Linked DNA regions of Mus musculus: region 2 is linked to region 1. A link is a loop called in an ENCODE intact Hi-C map of the cell type or tissue named here. Cell type or tissue: heart. All regions are shown on one strand.

Region 1 (5,000 bases):
TCACACTCCTAAAGTGTTCAAAGTAGAGTTTCACTTCTGATGGCTCCGATTGCTCAAATGAAGGATAGAAGGATAGCTGTACTCCTAGACATGTTGCTCTGTGGACAGGTCCCAGGAAGCCTCAGGATGAGAGCCCAGCAGAAAGAAGAGGCCCTGCCCCATATACTTCTTCTTCTTCTTCTTTTTAAAGTAAATTCATTAATTAAAAAAGAATAAAAAAGAAAAAAAAAAAAAGGCCTCCCAAACTAGTCCAAACTGAAGCACAAGCTTACCCAAGAATCAATTACCAATCACTGTGCAATTATGTTTTTCTTATTGGCCAGACAGGGCCACTGCCTACCTTATAGCCCAGGTAGGCTACATAAGCTGTAAGTAGGTGAAAGCTCGCCTGCTGAAATATAGTCAGGACGTTCCAGTGAGCGGGAGAGCCAGCTAAGACCAGCCCTGCAAAAGTGCCAGGACTGGTTAGATATAGACGCAACCGGAACTAGAAATACCACCGTAACACAGAGGCTGGGGAGATGGTTCAATTGTTAAAGATTTGTTGTACAAACAGAAGGACCTGCATTCCGATCTCCAACATTCATTTCAATGTCACGCCAGCTCGGAAAGGGCAGAGATGGCACTTCTTGGGAGACAGAAAGCCAGCCAGTCTAGCCAAATCAGTGTGAGCCAGGCTCGGTGAGAGAAACTGTTTCGAAAATAAGGTCTAGAGTGACTGAAGAGGAGCCTGACTTCTCCGCATGTATGTGCACATGTGTACACACACACCATACCATAAAAATACCAGTGACACCCTTTTTTAAATTATTTATTTTTATTTTAGGTGCATTAGTGTTTGAGGGCGTCACATTCCCTGGAACTGGAGTTGCAGACATTAATGAGCCGCCATGTGGTTGCTGGGAAATGAACTCAGGACTTCTGGAAGAGCAACCAGTGCTCTTAACTACTGAGCCATCTCTCCAGCCTGACACCCTTTTTTCAATGTCAATATTCAGCCCATGTTTCAGGTCCATTTCAAATGTCAGCACAGATGAATCTCCCTAGTAAGATCAATTTTTCCATCAATGATTTTTTTGTTTTTCTCCCACGATGTATGTCACATCTTCCTGTGTGTTATGGAGAGCCGTGCAGCCAGTTATTGATTTGTCCTCACTCAGCTTTGGAAAGGACTCCCCGCAGTCAGAGCTGGGCAACCTCACATTCAACACCAGCAGCCTGAGGATGAGGGCTGCTGGCTGCTGGCTCTGCCCTAATGTAACCAGACCTGGGAATGTAAGAATTGCAAGACAGAAGGGAAGAACTCACACAACTTCCCCCAGAAGCATCTTTTGGGGATATGCCTCAGAATGGTATAGTTGAGTCTTGAAGTAGAACGATTCCTAACCTTCTGAGAAACCACCAAATTGACTTCCAGAGTGGTTGTACCAGTTGGCGATCCCACAGCAATGGAGGAGTGATCCCCTTGCTACACAACCTCACCAGCATGTGCAGTCCTTTGAGGTTTTGATCTTAGCCATTCTGACTGGTGTGAGGTGGAACCTCAGGGTCGTTTTGATTTGCATTTCCCTGATGACTAAGGATGTTGTACATTTCTTTAGGTGCGTCTCGGTCATTCAGGATTCTTCTGTTGAGAATTTTGTTTAGCTCTGCACCCCGTTTTTTAAATTGGGTTATTTGGATTGTTGGTGTCTAGCTTCTTGAGTTCTTTATATATTTTGGATGTTAGCTCTCTGTGGGATGTAGGGTTAGTGAAGATCTTTTCCCAATCTATAGGCTGTCATTTTGTCCTGATGATGGTATCTTTTGACTTACAGAAGCTTTTCAGTTTTATGCGGTCCCATTTATTACTTTTCGACCTTAGCACCTGAGCCATTGATGTTCTCTCCTCAGGAAGTTGTGTCCTGTACTGGTGAGTTCAAGGTTATTCCTCACTTTCTGTTCTATTAGATTAAGTGTGTCTGGTTTCACAAACTGAAGAGAAGGGGGAGGGAGAATTGGGGGAAGACTTGTGTGAGGACTGGGAGGAGAGGAAGGGCTGGTATTGGGTTGTATAGGGAATAAATAAATAAATTTAATTAAAAAAAAAAAAGAAAACCACTTGCAGAGAGAAACTTGGATTTGAGAAAGCAAATGACTCTTCTTTCTCTTCCATCTCTCCCTCCTCTTTCTCTTCCTCCCCCTTCAGTCTGAGTGAACCCTTTCTTTAGTTTGTGAAACCTGAAATGAAGTTGATAATAGACTCAAACCCTAAGGTGGAGAAAGCTTACAAATTTCATATTCTGAAAGGGACAGGGGTAGGATGTGAGATGCCCACACCCCTTCGATGAACAAAACTGAAAATCCGAGATACCTTTGACACCTCCCCTGTGCTGGACGAGCCTCACTAACATGTCCAGAGCCTTCCTGCGTTGTTCATGCTTTTTACAAGTTGTCTATTTCCTCTTCCACCCACCCTGGCTCCATTCAAGGGCACTCCCGTTGTTGGGGGACAGAGAGGGAATCTACATACCGAGAACCTCTTTTCAGCCTTGCTTGCAAGCACCTGCAGGCTTCCCTTCAGTGTTTCCTGTTCAACTCAACAGGTTCTAATTATGTGAACTAATATTTGCTCACTATTAAACCATGTTTATTCTCGTAAAAGGCAAACATTCAAAGACAGGGGTTAAGCAAACCCCAGAAAAAAAAATCTCAGTGTTTATGCCAAGGCACGTCTGTTTCCCGCCACTCGGAGTTTCTCCTTGCCCCATCATTACAGATATTTGCCTTTCAGAGTGTTTGCCCAACTCTTCTCCTTCTGCAGGACAACCATTCTCTCTTTCACTTCCTGCCTCCCTGGTGGAGCAGAGCTCCACTGCCTTTCCCTCAGATGCCACATCTTGCTGTGCGGAAATGGCCGCTGCTGACTCCTTAGAGAAGACTGGCTGAGAGAGAGCCTTCCCGGAGCTGCAGGGGTGCTTCCCCTTGTGTGGTTTCTGAGTCATTTTTCTGAACCAGAAGATGAGAACTGTCTGAGCTTCTGAGGTGTGTTGTTTCTCAATTCTTGTCAAGCATATCACACAGTTCGTCCCACTGCCAAGTTTCTCCCTCACAATTCTGACATGTTTGTCCTCAAACATTTTCATTTCCCATAATGAAAAGAGCCCGGGGGAGGAAAAAACATCAGAACTCAAGCGCTGTAAAGATGGCAAAGCTAGAAGACGTCCTTAAATATGACAGAGACCCAGGGACTCTTAATCCTATGTTAAACCCCCCAAAACACACACACACACACACACACACACACACACACGCACCTGCTCACACTGTAGATCATCTTGGGAAAGTTAGCAAAAAAAAAAAAAAAAAAAAAAACAAAACCCCTCAGTCTCAATCGATCTGGAAGCAATGAAAGTGAGCCATGTTATCCACAAAACGGGCTGAAGGACGAACATATGTGGTCAGTCACCCTTCTAATACCACAGAGCCCCATACACATCACCCCAAATTTAAACCACACTAGAAATCTTAGAGCAGTAGATCTTCAACAAGGCAAGATACGCCCTTCCTCTTGTATGAACTGGTTCCGTGATGACAGAATGAAAGTGTGTGCTTTCGCTATACATCATCCAGATATAAATAACTGTCTCTGCTGACCTCACCCTCGACTTCCTCAAAACCCCAAGACTTCACTTCCCTCCCAAAATGTATGGGAAAATACACCCGGTCCTTTGAAACTTGGAGCACTGGCTGCTCCCGCATCACTTTCCCTCTGATACTGCTGAAGCAGGGTCCTGAAGAAAGCCCCGATGATCGGCCCTTAGGGAGAGGTCGCATTTCACTACAACATTCTGCATCATCTTTCTGCACAAAAGCACAAATCTGGGATTGCAACCCTTAAAATCAAAGGAAAATCTCTAATCTCAGCCTTTCTGCTGCTGTAAACAATTCACCCATAAACCATGCCCATGAAGAAAACCTTGTAATCACACACACACACACACACACACACACACACACACACACACACACACACAGCTGCCATGAGGAGCAAAAGCAGAGGATCCCATTGCTTCCAGAACAAGCGCCAGCAAATCCTTAAAATGTGAAACTACAAAGGCAAGCAGCAAGACTTGCCATTTCAGGCCCCTTGGATTACACTGCTGGAGCTCAGCCAACAAAACAATCTTCCAGAAAAGCAGCCCAGCCGGTTGCAATAGTCAGATCTGCAGCCTCAACCAAGCTCTTTGTCAAGAGAAGGGGGAACCTTGCCACGCCCCACCCTACCCAGACTCTAGTCCCACAACCTGTTAACCAAGGTTACAAGACATCAGTCTTCATTCACCACAAGCATATAGGGGAGAGGAGGGTGTGAGCGCAGGGCGGGGAAGGAGGGGCGAGCCGGGTGCGAGCACCACGCCCTGAGCAGCAGAGGTCCGGAGAATCTGCACACAGCCATGCGACTATGTACTGAGCACAAGCCTGCCCTGCCATGCGTGACCCATTTCAGATTAGGGGAAGAACGGAGCAGCTTCAAACATACTTTGAACTCTTATGATACTAGCACCAATCCCTCAGCCAGACAAAAAAAATGGTTTCCTCTGGTCAGCTTTGCCTGAGGAGGTCATTACAGGAAGCCAGGCTTGGGGTTGTAAATTCAAGCTGGCTTTCTCTCCTGAGGATGGAAACAGAGAACCAGAGTACATATGTAATCTGAGATTTATGCTTAGATTAAGGGGGACTGGAGACTGGGGAAGGAGTGGGCTTTCTAACCCCTGTGACCTCAGGCTACTTGGAGCTTCCAGGATGGAGCCTTTCTTCTGCTAGACACACAAATTCGTGGGGCCACATTCTGTTCTCTAAGCGCGAGCGAGTGGGCAGAGGCTGAGCGCTTCCGAACACAGCAGGCACAGCCACGCCAGCTAACATTAGCCTCAATGAGACCGTAGCAAGCGTCACTTGAGAGAGACTCCGGGGTGGAAAAAATGAGCTTTAAATGTTTTTATAGTTCTTATCTCTTT
Region 2 (5,000 bases), 54 kb before region 1:
TCTGAAGTCCTCAATAGCCTAGTTACTCCCTTAAAGGCCCTGTCTCCAAGAGCATCGGTCCCAACCAAAGTCAAGGCTACAGCATAAGAACTCTGGAGAAACACAATTCGGTTCTTAACAAGTTAGAATAAGAAATGAATGGTTGGGGTGAAAAAAAATTTCACACTTCCTTGTCATCATTGGGAGTGGGAAATATTTTAGACAAATATTTGCTTCTAGACAGAGCTGAGCTGAGCTGAAGGTGCCGTAGTCGGTGATTCCCGAAGGCAGAGGCAGGTGGGGTTTTTTTTTTTTTTGGTCTGTTTTAAAGTGAAGCACATTTATGTTTTTATTGTGAGTAAGTATGTGTGTGTATTTGTATACGTGCAACAGTGCACCTGTGCAGGTCAGAAGACAACTTCCCAGAGCTGGCTCTCGCCCCCATCTTGTGGGTCTTGGGGATCAAATTCAGGTCATCAGGACTGGTGGCTGACACCTTAACTTACTGACCCATCTGTAAGTTTGGTTTGGTTTGGTTTGGTTTGGTTTGGTTTGGTTTGGTTTGGTTTGGTTTGAGACAAGGACCTTGACATCCTGAGTTTTCTCCATTTTCAAGTGCTGGGATTAGAGGAATACACTAACATGCCTATCCTTTAACACACACACACACACACACACACACACACACGAAACAAAAAGAAACAAATAAAATAAAACAGGTTTTTATTATTTAGCTTCCTCCACCTCCTAAGTATTGGGATCACAGATTTGTGCTAACACATCCAGTTGGTAATGGAGATTTGAGAGCCCACTGCATGGGACTGAGGTTTGGGTTAGAAAGTTTATGGACATTCTTTTGTTTAGAAACACACACACAATGATTGAAAGCATTGAGAAAGAGAGGTTTATTTTATCTTACATCATGAAGGGAAGTTAGAGCAGGAACTCAAGGCAGGAACTGATGCAGAAACCCTAGAGGAGTGCTGTATGTATACTGGCTTCCTTTCCCTGAATTTCTTCTCTCTCTCTCTCTCTCTCTCTCTCTCTCTCTCTCTCTCAGACAGAGTCTGTTTATATAGTCCTGGCTGTCCTGGAACTTGCTATGTAGAATATGCTGACCCCCTAAACTCACGGAGATCTGCCTGCCTCTGCCTCCTGAGCGCTGGGATTAGGCAAGTACCACCATGCCAGGCTTTCAGCTACCTTCCTTTCAGCCCAGGACCATCTGTCTAAGGGCAGTACTGCCCACAGTGGCCTGGGCCCTCCCAAATCAATCATGGTTCAAAGAAGAAGAAAAAAAAAAAAGTCCCATGAAGTTATCTGCAGGTCAATTTGGTGGAGTCAGGTTTTTCTTCCCAGATAGTTCTAGCTTTTGTCAAATTCACAAAAACAAACACGAGAGAGAGAGAGAGAGAGAGAGAGAGAGAGAGAGAGAGAGATTGCTCAGTGGGTAAAGTGCTTGCCTCCAAAGACCAGAACCCCTGTCAAGAGCCAGATGCAGTGGTGAAGCCCTGTCATCTACCCCAGCCACAGTGAGCAGGAGAAGAGCTGGGAAGGAGAAGCCTCAGGGACAGCCAGCCCAGAGTATGCAGCATGGCAGAAACAAGAGAGACCCTGCCTCTCGACAGGGCAGAAACTGAGACCAAATCCCCAAAAGTTGTCCTCTGATCTCCACACACAGGTGTGCACACACAAATTAAAAAAAATAAAAACCCCCAAGAACCGCCCTACACCATAACCAATACCAAGACCATTCCGTGAGAATGGATGCACACACCGCCCTTGAGGAGAGGAGGGAAAGGGAGGAGGGGACAAAATGTCCACATCACCCCACCAGGATGGAAACACCCAGGGCAAGCCAGACTGTCCACCTCAGCTGTCTGCATATCTAGCAAGGCAGGTAGGGCCAGGCTGGGGTCTCAGGAGGCCACATGGCCTGTGGAACTCATCAACTGTCCCTGAATTGCTGAATTTTTTAACGGAGTGGATCAAGTTCGATTAAATGAAAGCCAGAGACTTGTTCTCTGTGTCCAGAACTCATCCACAGGCAGCCGTTTCCTGGAGTCCTGCTTCAGACTCACCAAGTAGGTATTTCCTCCACCGTGAGGCAGCTAAACTGCTTGCCTGAGGTGGGTGCTGGAAGAGCCGGTGAGCTCAGGCACACCACACTGCTTCTCCAATGCTGCCTGGCTCTTCCTCGGAGAAAGCTCCTGACTCCAGCACAATTCTAGGCCGGCAGGAAATCACATGGATTGGTCATCCCTCCTCCCACCCCTCCCACACTGGTGAGTGTGTGTGTGTGTGTGTGTTTGGTAAGAGTTTGGCTACTGTCCTGGGAAGCTTTCCTGAAACAAGACCAGGGCTGTTTTTAACTAATATTGAGAGAAAAGTGTGACCTTGCGCTGAGAAAGACTTGCACTGGTTTGAAGAAAGCTACAGAGCAGGCACAATATTTGCATTTTCTCTTACTTGGAGAGGCCACCACGAAAGCAGCCACGCCCTGACCAGTCTTTCTGAGAGCCCTGGGTTGTGAAAGAGTGTATCTGGACGTTCCCTTGGCGGGGGCCCTCATACAGTCTCAGTGCGTATTGGTGTCTCGTGCCTCTTGACAGTGTGGCCTCCGAATGAGAAGCACAATCGTCCCCTTTGTTCCTGTTGGCAGAAACTGGCTTCTGGCTCTAACGTCTTCATTTCCTCTACATCTTTGTTTCCTTTAGGACACACACACACACACACACACACACACACACACACACACGCTCATGAACAGCTGGAGAAATGAGGTGCTTGGCTCACAAACAACAGACTCTGACAGAGCCGCCCATCCTCCCCAGCTGCACCAAATTAACTTGGCATGATTTTGCATACTTCGCAGTCATGCATTGCAGAGGGATGCTTCTCCGCTCCTGTTGCTGGCTCCTGACCTCAGAGACCAGGCAGCCCGCCCCCACCCCTCCTGGTTTGTTTATACCTGTCGGTCTTCTAAAAGGAAGGAAACAGCCTTATTCTTCTTGTATCTTTAAAATAGAAGCTCCCCAGAGGTTCCAGATCTGCACTTCAAAGGCAATAGAAAACCCTTACCCAGTTCAGCCAGCTTCAGGAAACTAGTGCTTTTAGTTACAGGTTTCCTGGAGCAGGGGACCTCATCTTGGGGTGTGCACACGAGTATCAGGGAGTCTGCAATTCTGTACCCACCAATGAATGAGTTTGTTTGAAAAACCAAACGGGATTGTGTTCTCCTGCATCCTTGTGGGATGCTGTTGTTCATGACTTGGGAGTGTTTGTACTCTACACAGGGTGAGGTGTGACTAACAAGGAGCACATGAGAAACCAGTACCTGGTGCCTGTTCAGCCCTTACTCCAAAAAGCATCATCAGGAACTGTCTCACCTGAAAAGCCAGAGTCCTGAAAAAGTCATTCTGTTCCCCGAAGTTTCAGAACAGCCAGAGGAACCTCCACTTGGAGGTGCATGGCTTGTACGGTTCGTCTGGTTAACATCCGCACCAGAGATGTTCTCGAAATGGTGTTCAGGAAGGAGCAAGGATAAGTTCAGAGTCCACAGCAGCTCTTCCCACAGCCTGGAAAAGTTTTCTCAGCCCCACGCATCTCTCCCCAGGCCTCAAGGGAAGCTTCCTTTAAGCTGATTGTTTGCCTGGGTTTTGTCTCCTGGAGCTGAGCCTTCCTGGAGGCCTCTGGTGAAAGCACTCATTCACTTTTTTCCCCTAGGAAAAATGCAAAACCAAGAAAGGAAATGCCTGTTTGTTTGTTTGTTTGTTTGTTTTGATTATTGTATAGTGAACTACTCTTAAACTCGGCAATTTAAAACATTGGGTGTCATCTCTCAGCTCTGCTGGTTAGAAACCTGGCTTGCCTTCTCTGGCGGCTCTGGCCTGTGGTCTCAGCTGAATCATTCATTCGCTGAGACTGAAGTTAGACCAAGACTGCTGGGGAAGGACCTGCCTGCAAACTCAGTCATGTGGTCGCTACAAGCTTAGTTCCTTTCTGGCGACTGCCCAGGGACACACAGCTCCTCGCGGCCCAGCCTCTTACTCTCTGCCTGCCTGTCTTCAAGACTTGGTGGCTCCATTCTCCCAGAGTGAGTGAGCCAAGAGAAACATGGAAACCAAGACAGCGGCTGCACTTCGGTCTCTCTCCCCTCCCCTCCCCTCCCCTCCCCTCCCCTCCCCTCCCCTCCCCTCCCCTCTTCTCAGCACCCTGTTCTAGATTATATAGAACAGAAGCCTACAGGGTGTGTCCAACCTTGAATTGCATGTTTTGAAAGCCAACAGTCATTTCAAGTATAAAGACTGAAGTACAAAGATTCTGCGTCTTATTTATACTCGAAAAGAAGCCATCTGCCAACATTCTGGGAAGCACAAACTGATAAATAATTATACTTGTGACTATATCAATTCATTCCAGAAACACCAGATACATGCATGTATCTACCATGCCAGTGTCTAGGGACCCCATCTTGCCTTTTCACAGGGACTCTTAGGATTTGAACTCAAGTCCTGCATGCATTGGGAGCACTCTTACTCACGGGAGCCACCTTCCTAGCCCCATAATCTATGTAATTTATAAAGAAAAAAATTGTTGTGCACACAGTTTGGAGGGCCGGACACTTCAAGGGATGCTGCCAGCATTTGGTCAGGGCCTCCGTGCTGCACTGTGACAGAGTGGAAGGGCAAGTGTGCCAACTCAATTTCTCCTCTTGGTAAAGCCACTGATGCCACCATGGGGCCTCCTCCACCCGTGAACTCATCCAACCCTAATTACCTCCCAAAGGTCCCGCCTCCAAATAGCATCAACATATGAATTTGAGGATTCGATTTCTAACCTAAGAATTTGGGAAGGCTATATTGACGCCCCCGTAGTCTGATCCTGGCTGTGGGAGCTGTCTGTTGAGCGAGCAGAGCCAGGTGTCATGTGATCCTCTTGCTTTCCTTTCTGTGTGTTCAACACCAAGAAATACCAGCTCCTCAGGGCCCAGAGACTCTATTTGGGCGGTGAACTGTTTT

What was found. Peaks named below come from ENCODE experiments on the same cell type or tissue, not always from the same donor. Only the 100,000 strongest peaks of a DNase experiment are listed, where the experiment ranks them.
Region 2: it touches region 1 in a loop (4-fold over the local background); 7 of 42 quality-filtered maps call a loop at or near these places.

The regions. Positions count from the first base shown.
Region 1 is chr12:69,446,041-69,451,040 of GRCm38, reverse strand. No RefSeq gene overlaps it. Among named protein-coding and RNA genes, the nearest start is that of Gm40434, 13 kb to the left of the region's middle. In heart, no CTCF peak of the experiment used is centred here; DNase peaks (open chromatin) are centred at 2,910, 3,590 and 4,330; H3K4me3 peaks cover 599 bases; H3K27ac peaks cover 1,819 bases.
Region 2 is chr12:69,499,741-69,504,740 of GRCm38, reverse strand. It overlaps Gm31512 (a long non-coding RNA gene), which reads right to left. Exons shown (of 3, transcript XR_381638.4): 2 at 3,369-3,701. Among named protein-coding and RNA genes, the nearest start is that of Gm31512, 5.0 kb to the right of the region's middle. In heart, no CTCF peak of the experiment used is centred here; DNase peaks (open chromatin) are centred at 2,250, 2,600, 3,220 and 3,990; H3K4me3 peaks cover 337 bases; H3K27ac peaks cover 2,460 bases.